2 separate regions of the Homo sapiens genome follow, and region 1 is linked to region 2. Evidence: read pairs that join two places in POLR2A ChIA-PET (ENCODE). Cell type or tissue: IMR-90. All regions are shown on one strand. Each heading gives the region's core, and the rest is flanking DNA. Links, peaks and the distances in the headings are about the cores only. Region 1 overlaps TNS1 (tensin 1). Region 2 has its middle 26 kb from the start of DIRC3-AS1.

What was found. Peaks named below come from ENCODE experiments on the same cell type or tissue, not always from the same donor. Only the 100,000 strongest peaks of a DNase experiment are listed, where the experiment ranks them.
Region 1: POLR2A ChIA-PET joins it to region 2 with 13 read pairs; 1 of 35 experiments calls an interaction of 5 or more read pairs at or near these places.

What each region holds. Positions count from the first base shown.
Region 1 is chr2:217,963,152-217,970,566 of GRCh38, reverse strand. The region is part of intron 3 of TNS1 (tensin 1); the gene reads left to right. Among named protein-coding and RNA genes, the nearest start is that of TNS1-AS1, 12 kb to the left of the region's middle. RefSeq lists enhancers at 5,232-5,768, 5,769-6,306. In IMR-90, for the core only: no CTCF peak of the experiment used is centred there; a DNase peak (open chromatin) is centred at 4,376; H3K27ac peaks cover 2,516 bases.
Region 2 is chr2:217,252,781-217,260,195 of GRCh38, reverse strand. No RefSeq gene overlaps it. Among named protein-coding and RNA genes, the nearest start is that of DIRC3-AS1, 26 kb to the left of the region's middle. In IMR-90, for the core only: no CTCF peak of the experiment used is centred there; no DNase peak of the experiment used is centred there; H3K27ac peaks cover 505 bases.

The DNA.
Region 1 (7,415 bases), core at 1,335-6,334, 710 kb before region 2:
TGGTTGAGTAATATTCCATTATATGAGTGTAGCCCATGTTGTTTTTCCATTCATCAGTTGGTGGACATTTGGGTTGTTTCACTTTTTGGTTATTATGACTAATGTTGCCATGAGGATTCATGTACAAGTTTTTGTGTGGACATCTGTTTTCATTTCTCTTGGGTGTGTGTAGTTGGGAGTGGAATTGTGGAGTCATAGGGTAACTCTATGTTTAATGTTTTGAGGAGCTGCTCAGCTGTTTTACACAATAGCTTATATTGGTTTTCTAGGGCTGTCCTAAAAAAGTATCACAAACTAGGTGACTTAAAACAACAGAAATGTATTGTCTCACAGTTCTGGAGGCTAGAAGTCAAAAATCAAGGTGTTGGCAGGCCTGTGCTCCCTCTGAAACCTGCAGGGGCCCTTCCTTGCCTCTTTCCAGCTTCTGGAGGTTTCCAGCGATCTTTGGTGTTCCTTGGCTTGTAGGTGCATCACCCATCCTCTGTCTTCACGTGGTGGCCTACCTGTGTCCTCACATCATCTTCCTTCTGTGTCTATGTGTCTCTGTGTACAAATTTTTTTTTTTTATCAGGAACTGTCATAGATGGTTAAGGCCCATCCTCATGACCCCATTTTAGAGCTTGATTACATCTGTAACGACCCTACTTTCAAAAAGGTGCTGGGGGTTAGGACTTCAGCACATCTTTTGTGAGGGACATAATTCAACCCATAACATAGCTGTGCCATTTTACATTCTTGCTAGCAATATGTGAAGTTTCCAATTTTTCCACATCCTTGTCAACACTTGTTATTATCTGACTTTTTGATTGTAGCCATTCTAGTGGATGTCAAGTGGTATCTCATCATGGTTTTGATTTGATTTCCCTGATGAGTAATGATGTTGAGTGTCTTTTCATGTGTTTATTGATTATTTGTGTATCTTTTTTGGAGAAATGTTTATTGACATTGTTCATTTAAAAAATTGGGTTATTTGTCTTTTATTATTGAGTTGTAAAAGTTCTTTATACGTTCAGGATACAAATTCCTTATCAAATATAGATCTGAATTTTTTTTTTCTATTCTCTGGTTGTCTTAAAAGCCAGTTTTGAATTTAGTTGAAGTCTAGTTTATTTTTTCTTTAGTGGCTTGTGCTTTTGCTTTCATATCTAAGAATTTATTGCCAAATCCAAGGTCACAAAGATTTACCCCTGTTTTCTTCTGAGAGTTTACAGTTTTGGCTCTTATATTTAGGTCTTTTATCCATTTTGAGTTAATTTTTATATATGATGTGAAGTAAGGTAAATGCTGTTTTGCATGTGGTTATCCATTTGTTCCAGCACTATTTGGTGAAAAGATCATTCTTTCCCCACTGAATGATCTTGGCATCATTAGTATTAAGTTTCAAAATTGGGAAGTGTGAATTCTCTGACTTTATTCTTTTTCAAGGTTGTCTTGGCTATTCTGTGTCCCTTAAATAAATTTTAGGATCAGCCTGTCAATTTCTACAAATAAGCCAGTTGGAATTCTGATAGGGTTTGCATTGACTCTGTGGGCCAACTGGGGGAGTATTGCCATCTTAACAATTTTGAGGCTGGGAGTGGTGACTCATGCCTGTAATCCCAGCACTTTGGGAGGCCGAGGTGGGTGGATCACTTGAGGTGGGTAAGGAGTTCGAGACCAGCCTGACCAACATGGTGAAACCCCATCTCTACTAAAAATACAAAAATTAGCCAGGCATGGTGGTGCACAGCTGTAAACCCAGCTACTCGGGAGGCTGACGTAGGAAGATCTCTTGAACCCGGGAGGCGGAGGTTGTATTGAGCTGAGATTGCTCCACTGCACTCCAGCCTGGGTGACAGAGTGAGACTTTGATCAAAACAGGAAACAAAAAACACCAAAAAACAATTTTGAGTTTTCTGATTCATGAGCATGAGATATGTTTATATTTATTTATATCTTCTTTAATTTATTTCAACAATATTTTGTAATTTTAAGAGTATATATTTTTTACTTCTTTTGTGAAGTTTTTCTTCAGTATTTTGTTCTTTTTGATGCTGTTTTAAATGGAGTTGTTCTTAATTTCATTTTTAGGTCTTTCATTGTCAGTATATGAAAATATAATTGATTTTGTGTAGTGATGATTTATCTTACAATCATCAGTATTTATTAATTCTAATAGTATTTAAGGGGTTCCTTAGGATTTTCTACATACAAGATGATGTCCTCTGTGAATATAGTTTTAGTTTTTCCTTTCCAACCAGGATGCTTTTTATTTCATTTTTTGCCTAATTGTCCTGACTGGAAACTTCAATACAATGTTACTAGATGTGGCAAGAGCAGAAATTGTTGTCTAGTTCCCGAACTTAGGAGGAAACTATCCAATATTTCACCACTAAGCATGATATTAGCTGTGGATTTTTCACAGATGCCCTTCATCAGGTTGAGGAAGTTTCCTTCTATTCCTAGTTTGTTGAATGTTTTTGAAATCATGAAATGGTGTTGGATTTTGTCAAATTCTTTTAATGATGATCATGTAGTTTTTGTTTTTTTAGTCTATTGATACAGTATAATACATCAATTGATTTTCAGTTGTTAAAACCACCTTTCATTCCTGGGATAAGTCCCATTTGGTCATGGTGTATAATTCTCTTTCTTAAATGTTTCTGGATTCACTTTGCTAGCATTTTCTTGAGGATTTTTACATCTATATTCGAAAGAGATATTGGACGGTAGTTTTCTTTTTCCTTTGATATCTTTGGTTTTGGCCTCATAGAATGATTTGAGAGGTGTTTGTTTGTCTTCTATGTTTTGGAAGAATTTGTAAAGAATTGATATTGATTCTTCTTTAAAAGTTTGTGGAGAACATTTAAACCTGTGAAGCCATCGGGACCTGGGCTTTTCTTTGCGTGTAGTTTTTTGATTGCCAGTTCAATTTCTTTATTTATTATAGGTCTATTCAGATTTCTAATTTCTTCTTGAGTCAGTTTTGGTAGTTTATGCCTTTCTAGGAATTTGTCTATTTTATCTTAGCTATCTGATTTATTCATGGTATTTCTTCATAATTCTTTTTATTTCTGAAAGGTTGGTAGTAATGTCCCCTCTTTCACTTGTGATTTGAGTAATTTGAGTCTTCTTTCTTTGAATCTTAATCAATCTAGCTGAAGTTTTGCCAATTTTGTTGATCTTTTCAAAGAATTTACCTTTTCCTTACTTTTGCTTATAGCCACTGTTTATTTTTTATTTTTATTTATTTATTTATTTATTTTTGAGACCGAGTCTCGCTCTGTCACCCAGGCTGGAGTGCAGTGGCTTGATCTCGGCTCACTGCAAGCTCCGCCTCCTGGGTTCATGCCATTCTCCTGTCTCAGCCTCCCAAGTAGCTGGGACTACAGGTGCCTGCCACCAAGCCTGGCTAATTTTTTTTGTATTTTTAGTAGAGATGGGGTTTCACCGTGTTAGCCAGGATGATCTCGATCTCCTGACCTCGTGATCCGCCCACCTCAGCCTCCCAAAGTGCTGGGATTACAGGCGTGAGCCACCGCACCCGGCCTATAGACACTGTTTATTAAGTATCCCCTGCATGGTGACTACGTGACACTCTTCTCATTTAATCCTTGAAATACCACATATAAAGCAGATGTGATTGTTCACACTGTCAGATGAGCCATTGAAGGGAAAGTCTTAACACCAGTTATGCAACCAGCAGGCAGTGATGTGGGCTTCCTGCTCGGGTCTGAGAGTCTGGCTCTAATGTCTGATGGATTTCAGTACAGCAAGGGACCTTTCGTGTTCCACACTCAGCCTCTACTCCCCACAGCTGTGACTTCATGATTTTCTGACTTTATCATTGCTTAGGGGAGAGCAATGGGTCAGTGTTCCCTTGTGCTGTTCAGTGAGCCTCAGCATCGCTTGGTGAGCCTGTTCAGCATACTCCTGCCCTGTCAAGTTTGACTCAGTGCATCTGGGGTTAGACTTAGGGATCTGCATTATTTTCCAACATCTGATGCTGGGTCCCTGGCAGCGCTTGTGGAGCCCGTGTTTGCCCTGGGAAATGCCTCTTCAACTTAACTGGATGCAGGCCCTGGGGAAGTTACTGCTTCCCCTGGTGTCTGTTCTTCTGGCTTCAGCTTCGCTGGGGATGGATTCAAGGATGAGGTAGGTTTTGGGGGAGAAGCTACTTTCTCTTGCTTTATAACAATTTTGCAAGAAGCTTTAACTTCCCCTGACATCTTTGAGTCTCTCTCTCTCTTGCTGTCTCCTTACACACGCGCGCGCGCGCACACACACACACACACACACACACACACACACACACACACGCAGCCTGCTCCCCATAGCAGGGAGGGGCAAGGCTGGGGGTGAAGAGACACTGAGCTGTGACTGGCTTCTCATTTTCCTGGAATGTGGCTCCCCAAAGGTCTCATATTTTTCAGCGTTTCTGACGCTGCGGCTGTGTAAACATCACACAAGGGTTTGCTGCATCTGAGAGACCAGAGGAGTTAGAGAGAGGGGGAGGGTAGGAGCCCAGAGCAGAGAGAAGGGCAAATGGGAGATGGAGAATGGAGAGAGAGAGAGAGGAGAGGAAAGTCCTGGGGTCCTGGTGGAACAGGATGCTGGATGAAGCACGCTAGAGGGAACAAAGACCAGTGGAGTCCCACTGAGCAGGTGAGGGATCTAGGAGGGCGGGGTTTGTGGTGTGGTACCAGGGGAGGGCAGAAGGTCCAGTTCAGGTTAGGAGCTCTATCGGTGAGGTGGGAGGAGACCCCTGGTCCACACCAGCCACCCTGGCTGCTTCTGGCTTCTAGCTCGGGGGGTCTGTGGTGCCCGTTGAGCTGGCTAAGCAGGGAGAGCAAGGCCTTTGCTGGTGGACGGCCGCCTCCCGGGGTGTGGTGAGCCTGGCAGTGGTGAGTAGCAGCTCCTTGCCTCCTGGGGCTCCACCTTGGCTGAGAGAACCTGCTGGTGTGGAGGGAGGCCCAGGATGCCTTATGAGAACCTAGCATTCTCTGCTGCTGGGCTCTGCCTGGAGGCTCAGACTCAGTTGTAGTTCTCTGAGCCTCCCAAGCCACTGACCTAGAACTACCCACTTCCTGAGCCTGGACAGCAGGAGAGGTGGCCTGGTGCATGCAGTTGGAGTCCCTGTGGCCTCCGGCTTAGGAGGCTCTTGACTCTGCTATTTACATGAACCTTGTTGTATCAGGCAAGTCACTCCCACTCTGAAATCAGGTTTCCTCAGCTGTATAAAAATGGTGACATTGATATCTTGCTGATATCATGCTGACCTTGCAAGGTTGGTGGGAGGATTAGAGAGAATGTAGGTAAAATCCTGGCATGTGATAGGCTTTTGCTCAATAGATAACTCTTGTTCTATTCTTCTGAGATCCTAGGATAATAAAGAGCTAAGTGCCCCAGAAATAACAAACAGCTAAGTGCCCCAGAAATCCACCAGCCAGCAGGCCAGGGCAGCTCCACTGAATGACTGTGGTTCGCGTTCCCTTAACCTGTTCCAATGGATTCCTCTGCCTGCAGCCACCTGCTGGCCCTGTGTATTCCCCTCCCCTGCAGTTGTTTATCTCTGCTCCGCCCTGCCAAGGATCTTTGACACCCCTGCTCCCTCTCTCTGGGGGTTCTGGCTCCTGGCTGATGAGTGACTTGGCCAATGCCCCTTGCAGCGGGCAGGTGGGTGGGATGTTAGCGGGGGGCCGTTAGGAGGAGAGGGGTGTATGTGTCTTGGGGCACAGCAGAACACAGAGCGAGTCACAGATTAACCCCCTGGCCTGTTTCCTCTGGCGCGGCCCGGCGCACCCAAGCGAGGGTGTCCAGGGGTGTCTGGGTTCAGACTAGGTCCTGTTCAAGGAAGCAGGGGAGGAAGGTCACTCGTGGGTCACATGTGGTTGGAGGAGCAGCAGGAAAGCCCTGGAGCCCTCGTCTGCATACAGAACTCACACTGGCTTGAATTCCACATCAGCGCGCAGCTTCCAAAACTCCTATATCCTAGCACACACAGGATCTATTTAATCTAATCCTCACAGCAACACTACAAGATAGGTATTAATATAATCGCTAGGGCACAGAGGAGGAAACGCCTCAGATGATTGAGCAGTGCGCTCACACAGCCGGTAAGGTGGTGGAACCAGGACCGGGGACTTGAGCCCAGGCTTAGGGAGAGGCCTGGGGAGAGAATCTGAGCTGAGTGCCAAGTCTGACTTTTCTTCTTCAACACTCACTATCTCTGACACTGGACAAGTTGCACAGCCTCTTTGTGACTTGAGTTCTTGATCTGTAATAGTCATAAACATAGATCTTGCTTCATAAGATGATTGTAAGAATTAAATGCATTAATGCCTACAAAGTGCTTAGAGCAATAGATAAATGCTAGCAATTATGATCAGCACCCCTCTGTGAATAAAGTCTGAGGACAGAGGCTGCAGTTGGGTTGGGTGGAGGAAGTGAGTGTAAACTGGCTTGTCATGTTTTGCTTTACTGAGGCCTCCCGAACCTCCAGGGAAGACAATTTGAATGTTCTCCACTGGACCAGCCGTCTTGTGAGGAGGTGAGCTCTCAGTAGCTGTCTTACGTTGTGGGGAGGAAGGTTGGACTGGAAACAGTCAAAGTCTCTTGTTTTAAGATTTGGGGCCTGGGGAGTCAGAGCTGATTTTTAAGAAATTTTACCACACCCGACTAATTTTTTTTTTTTTTTTGTATTTTTAGTAGAGATGGGGTTTCACCATGTTGCCCAGGCTGGTCTCAAACTCCTGAGCTCAGGCAATCTTCCCACTTAGGCCTTCCAAAGTGCTAGGATTAGAGGTGTGAGTCACTGAGCCTGGCCTTTTTTTTTTTTTTTTCGGTAAATGTACATATTTTCATGGCTCACGTGATGAGTTAATACAGTCATATAATTTGTAAAGATCAAATCAGTGTAATTGGGATATCCATCAACTTAAATATTTATCTTTTCTTCATGCTAGAAACACTGGAATTATTCTTATCTAGCTATTTGGAAATATACATTAGAGCCGATTTGTTTCCTGCCTCCCCTGCTTATAGCTGAGTAGCCTTGGGCCATTTTCTCAAGTGCGCAGGTTCTCAGCTTCCTGGTCCATAAGCTGGGGTCATGAGTCCTGCCTGCAGTCTTGTGGTGAGGATTAGATGAGCTAGGTATGGAGAGTGCTTTTACGCTCCCGGTGCATGATAGCCAGTGACCTGTGATGGCTGTGGTGTGGTGGCGGTGGCATGGTTATTGTCATTAGATGCAGTCTGGCTCTCTCCAGGTGATGACCCCGTGCCGGAGCACCTGTGCCAATTATCCCTGGGCCAGTTCTGTTTTCCGTGTTCCCTGGGTGGTCTGCATTCTTCCTCCTCTGCCCTCTTAGTCTGAGCATCCCTTGTCTGATTCCTGGAGGTATCTCGGGACCTCTCAGGTTGAACTCCTCTCCCCT
Region 2 (7,415 bases), core at 832-5,831:
GAAGTTCAAGATTATAAAGGGTCCATTTTGGCTAAAATATAAATCATAGGTAGTGGAGGATATTGGAGAGGATTCTAAATGCCCAGTTAAGAAGCTCACACACAGTGGGCTTGACCCTAAGGAACTGTTGAGGCTTTTTAAGCAATGACATGATAGAAGATGGGCTTGAATAACATTAAAGAGTGTTAATAACATAAACCATATTATTATAAAATAACATTCAACAGGAAGCCATGAATTGGTTGGATTGATCAAAAAAGAGGGAAAGATGAAAGGGCATGTGAGAACTCAAGAGTTTCAGGACACTTGTCTCAGAGACCCGGAGTTACTGTGGCATGATAGGACAGCTAAGAAGAGCTGCTTCCAGACCAGGTCATGGGTATAGAGTGCTCAGGAACTCTAGTCCCAGATATCAGGGTCTTTAATGGAATACAACAGAGAAAAGGACCAGAGTGGCTAGCTTGGACTTAGGTATGGCTGGACTTTCTAGTTCTACTTCAGCTTATAGTCCTAAGATTTGCTACTCTAAAGAGAATTTAATCTGTTCGCCCAGCATTGATCAGACTCCAAATGAACTGATGGAATTCCTTTTACTAAAAAAAAAAAAAAAAAAAGGCTGGACACCGTGGATCATGCCTGTAATCCCAGCACTTTGGGAGGCCAAGGCAGGTGGATCACAAGGCCAGGAGTTCAAAACCAGCCTGGCCAACATGGTGAAACCCCATCTCTACTGAAGATACAAAAAATTAGTTGGGCGTCATGCTGCATACCTGTAATCCCAGCTACTTGGGAGGCTGAGGCAGGAGAATCACTTGATCCCACGAGGCAGAGTTTGTAGTTAGCCGAGATCACGCCATTGCACTCCAGTCTGGGTGACAGGGTGAGACTCCATCTCAAAAAAAAAAAAAAAAAAGTGAATGATAGTTTGATGACTCAATCAAAGGTGGCTTGACAGATACCTTTTTTTTTTCTTTGAGATGGAATCTCGCTTTGTCACCAGGCTGGAGTGCAGTGGTGTAATCTCAGCTCACTGCAACATCTGACTCCCTGGTTCAAGCGATTCTCCGGCCTCAGCCTCCCGAGTAGCTGGGATTACAGGCACGTGCCACCACGCCCAGGTAATTTTTGTATTTTTAGTAGAGATGGAGTTTCACCACATTGGCCAGGATGGTCTTGATCTCCTGAACTTGTGCCTCCCAAAGTGCTGAGATTACAGGCATGAGCCACCGCACCCAGCCTCCTTTGCCTTCCCTAACTTACTCTCCACTCTCTTTTATGTAGAGCAATGCATTAGTGACATTCATATTGCTGATGAGCCTGAAATACTTACACTGATGGCTGGTTGGTGTATTGTTTTCCTGGAAAGAGACAGTTCTTTTTCTTCTTTTGCTAGGTGGTTCTTTCTATTCTAGAAAGAATTAAGGTTCTATTCTAGAACCTTAAATGCACACCTCGTCCAAGATTCCATATTTACCTTCTCTCTGGACATTTAATCATAACCCTCAACCATGTCTTTTTGCTGATGACATTTCAGTATCTCCAGAATTCATCCTTTCCTTTGAATATAGTTTCCAACTGCTGGATTGATCAAAAAAGAGGGAAAGGTGGAAAAGCAGGTAACAGGTATGGCAATAATTCGGGAGTTTGAGGACACTTGTCTCAGAGATCCAAGATGTTCCTACCAGGATATTCCACTAATGCCTCAAACTCAACATGACCAAAAACAAGCCGGTCACATTCTTCCACAAACAAGTTTGTTTCTTTCTGACTTCCCAGTTGATTCATGACCCCATCATTCCTCAACTTGCTGATACTTGACCCTTGGAACAGCCTCTGACTCGCTCTTATCAACTGTCCACCCTAATTAATGCATGCCAAACCCTTGTTTATTCTACCACCACATCTCTTAAAGTTGGCCAGCCCCTTTATCTTTATTCTAGTATAGTGTATTGTCAAGAGTGAAATTTACAACAAATCTAGTTTAAAGGTCTAGTGGGCTTTTATTTGTGATTCTAGCATAGGGCAACACCTCATTCTATAAAATAGAATAAATGTTCCAAGAAGCTGAGTAGAAAGAGTTGGCTTTATAGGCAGAAAAGGGCTGGAGAAAGCAGAAACAGAACAAAACTTGAATTGATGGTTTCAAATTGCTTTTCTCATAGAGTTAAAGCAGAGAGAACTTCTTTATCATGCAGGCTCAGGTAAATTGAACCCCTTTTGATGGGTTGCTGTGAATTTCCTGTTTTTTTGGAAAACTCTCACATTTTAGAGTTCAGTGGCACCTGAACATTGATTATGTGGCACTTAACATGAGTGACTCCATTCTGGTTTGGTCTGGTCTGCTGGGGCCTAGTGAAAGGGGCTAATCCAAAACAATGGCCTCCCATAAACCTTGTTTAATAACAGTATATAGTATAGTATGGTATAGTATAGTCTAGTTCAGGTTTTTATTGTCTGTTGCTTAGCTTTTTACTTGGAATATAACCACACTCCTTATACTGCCCTCCTCCAAATAAATAGCACCTCATCCTCCTCTGGGTCTGACATGGTTTGGATTTGTGTCCCCACCCAAATCGTATGTTGAATAATCCCCAGTGTTAGAGGAGGGACATGGTGGGAGGTGATTGGATCATGGGGGCGAATTTCTCCCTTGCTGTTCTTGTGTAGTGAGTTCATTCTCCCAAGATCTGGTTGTTTAAAAGTGTGTAGCACCTCCTTCTTCTCTCTGTCCTGCTCTGACCATGTGAAGATGTCCCAGCTTATTCTTTGCCTTCTGCCATGATTGTAAGTTTCCTGAGGCCTCCCTAGTTACGCTTCCTGTATAGCCTATGGAATTGTGAACCAATAAAATCTTTTTTTAAAATAAATTATCCAGTCTTAGATAGTTGTTTATAGCAATATGAGAATGGACTAACACAGCATCTCACAGTATTTTGCTACATATCATTTCTATTTGTAGCTCTCTTATGATAGTAATAGCTAAAAGCAATACTAGGTGCCAGGCATTGTCATACACGCTTTACATATATTATCTCTTTTAATCTTCACAGAAACCTTTTGGGATAATACAATTGTGAGCCACATTTTACACATGAGAAAACTGAGGCACAGAAAGGTTAAGTGGACTTTCCCAGGGCAGGAGCGGAATTTGAATCCAGGCCTCTGCATCTCCTAATAACAAAGTGCCACATTGAACCTCTTGTCTTCTTTTCCAGACTGTAAACTCCTTAAGATGAGGATTTCTCTTTATAACCAAGTGACTCTTGCACAGTGCCTTACTAATTGTAGCGTGAATGAATGACAGTTTTGCTTGATGGTAGAATTCAGGGAAACATCAAGCTGGAAGTCATTTGATCCTGCTATTCCTGTAGAAGTGAGACTGTAGCTAATTCATTCTGGATGATAAACTTTAACCAGATCAGATCATTCAAGTAGGCCCAGCTAGAGTAGAAATGACCCAAGAGAAATCAGGCTGCAACCTGCATGAAATCAGACATTGGGCTCAAATGCGTGTGTTAAGCTCTGCCTCTCCCTTAAGTTCTATTATTTATGGACTCTTTTTCTTTTGCTGCATACCTGAAAACCCACACTCTTCTTAACTAACAAAAGAAGAATCTGAATTACAGACTTAGAAACACAGAGTATGTAGTAAAAGAGTATTTGCAAATGTGGGTGGAGCAGAGGCTCTCTGGGAGGCTCAATATAATTACTTTTTGGCTGAATGAGCTTGCAAACCTCTTCTAGAGGCTGAGCAGTGCTATTTCGTGCCGCTACCACAGGCATTTTCTCTCTGAAAAATCAACGACCCAAGAAAGCAGTTGGTGGTGGGAGGAGGGAGAGTCCCTGAGCTAATCCTTGAGGTTGAGGCAGAAACACAGCTGTTTTGGATTCAGCCTGGGGAGATCAAGGGGAGACAGGACTGCTGTATTTGGAGAGGCTTGTCTTCAGTTGGCATCATTCTGAGCACTCAAGTTCTCTGTCAATAAGCACTTTATGGGAGAGATAAATGGATTTGGAGCTGAGGATAGGGGAGGGTGTCTGGGAAATAATAAACATATTATCTGAGACCTTCCATCAAGCCCCTTCACTGAAGTGCTCAAGGACTCAGACATTGAGTTTAGCAGAGGCAGAGTGGGAAGGAGGGAGACTCTGCAGCCCTTTGGGTGAAGCCGGCTGCAGAAGTCTGGTCTAACAATAATAGACAGCATTAGAGGATCCGGCCTCTGTAGCTTGCTTCACCCACAGTGGTACCAGGTTCCGTGCTGAGGGATTATCAAATGACAGTTTGGTCACCATCTTGACAATGAGACTAGAAACAATTGGCCTCCTATGAAGAGAAAACATGAACATTCATTCTAAAGGGGTATTGGTGAAAACGTAAATTAGTACAACCATTATGGAAAATAGTATGAAGGTTTCTCAAAAACTTAAAATAGAACTGCTATAAGATCCAGCAATCCTGGGTACATATCCAAAGGAAATGAGGTCTGTATGTTGAAGAAATACCTGCACTCCCATGTTCATTGCAGCACTGTTCATAATAGCCAAGATACAGAATCAACCAAAGTGTTTACCAACAGATGGACGAATAGATAAAGAAAATGTGGTTATATAAACAATGGAATACTATTCAGCCTTAACAAAGAAGGAAATCCTGTCATTTGCAACAACACAGATAAACCTGAAGGACATTATGCTAAGAGAAATAAACCAAGCACAGAAAGACAAACACTGCATGATCTCATTTATATGTGGAATCTAAAAAGGACAAACTGGCCAGGTATGGTGGCTCACATCTATAATTCCAGCACTTTGGGAGGCCAAGCTGAGAGAATTCCTTGAGGCCAGGAATTAGAGACCAGCCTGAGCAACATAGCAAGACTCTGTCTCTACAAAAAAATTTAAAAATTAGCTGGATGTGGTGGTGCATACCTGTAGTCCCAGCTACTTGGGAGGCTGAGGCAGGGAGATCACTGGAGCCTAGGAATCTGAGGCTGCAGTGAGCTATGATTGTGCTGCTGCACTCCAGCCTGATCAACACAGTGAGATCCCTTTTCTTAAAAAAAATAAAATAAATAAATAAATAAAAATTAAATAAATAAAAAAGACAAACACACAGAAGCAGAGAGTAGAATGGTGGTTACCAGAGGCTTGGGCAGGGGTGGGGTAAGGTGGTGGGATCAAGGAGATGTTAGCCAAAGGATAAAAAATTTCAGTTAGGAGAAATAAGTTCAAGAGGTTTACTATACAACATGATGACTATAGTTAATAACAATGTTTTATATTCTTGAAAATTACTAAGAGAATAGGTTTTAAGTGTTCTCATAACAAAAAAGTATAACTATATGAGGTAATGCATATATTGATTAGCTTGATTTAGCCATTGCACAATGTATACATATATCAACATATATTGTACACCATGAACACATACAGTTATTGTTATTTAAAAATAAAAATTTACAAAAATTGAACAATAAATTTAAAAACAAAGAGCGGGTGGCAATATTCTGCAAACATGGGAGGTGAAAGTAAATACCTGAGTGAAAGAAAATGCTGCTATCTATTTTGCATAATTACATCCCTTCCCTACATATTTTTAGATCCAAAAAGAACCCTTCCCAAGAAAGTATAGGCTTTGGGAAAGGTAGATGCAGGCACACTCTGGTCTTGAGGTACCAAAGCATTTGTTAATGACTTTATGTTATTAAACATGGCCTTCCCATAGACAGCAGGCCAAGGAATCGGGCATTAGTGTTGAGTTTTGAAGATCATGATTCTGGAAAAATGACATCCTTAGCTCAATTCCCCTTTAGTGCAGCTCAGGTGTTCCTAAATCCTCTAGAAGAGTCTTGTGCTGTTAGTAACTGGCTGATTACACAATCTTCAAACAAGTAAATGCATAGCTCCTATTCTTATTTTACCAGATAGATGCCATGTCCTAATCCTAGTACATTCCCTCTCCCAACGCATTTGCTGATACAGTGAATGCATGCTCCATTTTGTTGCTCCCATTATACCCTTCTTTTATACACTTTCTGATCTGGCAGCTACCCAAAGCTCTACTCTTAACATCTGTTACATTCTTTGCCACACAACCCTCCTCTAGCACCTCAGGATAAAGAAGTTTTTCCCATCTCATGACATAGAGTTCTTTTGCTCTAGAATCAGTTAACTGTTCTCATTGCATTTTCATCGAAGATGTGGATGTCCTCTGTCACACCTCTTTTCCTTTCTTATATTTTCTACGTTTTCATATTTCTATATTTTGGAGTATGCAGCTCTTTCTGCCTAGACTTTATCTCATGCAGCTCCACTGTAATATGCCCCAAACTGAACTCTCTTCTCTTCATTCCCTTGCCTCTTCCTCCACTCTGCCCCTAACACTCCTAGCCTCAGATTTCTCATCTGAGTGATTAACACCATCATGAAATCTCTTCCTGAAATAAAAGTTTAAATATCTTAGATATACCTATTTTTCTTACCCTCCTGTATTTCTCTATCATTTTCACTTTCAAATCTACTTCCTAACTTTCTTTCCTCTCCTTCTTAGCCTTGTTCCCATCATGTCTCAGTGGACTATGGTTATAGCCTCCTAACAGGGTTCCATCAATTTTCTACACTGCCTCTAAAGTGGCTATTCTGAGACAGGATGCTCAGTGGAACTTTTACTGTGGTCTCACAACTAGCGTTCTCACCATCAATACTCTAGGAGGGGTCCATCTCTCCTGCCTGAGCCCAGTTCTATAAAACAGAAGATAAAGGAAGAGTGGTGGGGACAATCATCAGACTAATGACTTGCAGGTCAAGTGGGGAATGAAGTATATTTCTCTTGCCTACATCAAGAAAGGGTCAACCAAGATAATCTCTTTTAGAGACTGCAGATGCTCCAAGAAGTGAACGCTGGAATCCCGTTCCCTTATATAGAGGTTTGCTTGAGTTGCACACTTGATGAACCTGATGAGCTTTCCTGCATGCATTTTCCCCTCAACAGCCTCCACCCCTTCTCACTTCCAGCAGGAAAAAAGACAACTTGATAGAAAAGGGTAACATTCCCTCCTTTTATCTTTGCATGGAGACATGGGATTTCTTTGGGTCAAATGGACACTACAGAATGAAGCTGAGTTTATGCTGTTTTGGAAGATTTTGTCTTCCCTGCTCTCCACCCAAGAGATATGGCCAATGTATCCTAGCACCCAGTAACAATAGGTTGTGACACCATGAAGCAAGGAAAACTCTGTTGGAAAAAAATAAGCTGGGACTTGGTCTCTCCAAATCCGGCAACTGATATGAATCCCTTCTCCCCAAGGGGTCAAGAGGTAGCATTTGTAGAAGGCACTCACCACCAGCCACATTGGTAAGAAAGGCAGAAACAACCACCGGAAAGAAGACTAGGAAGGAAGCTGCTGGAGTGA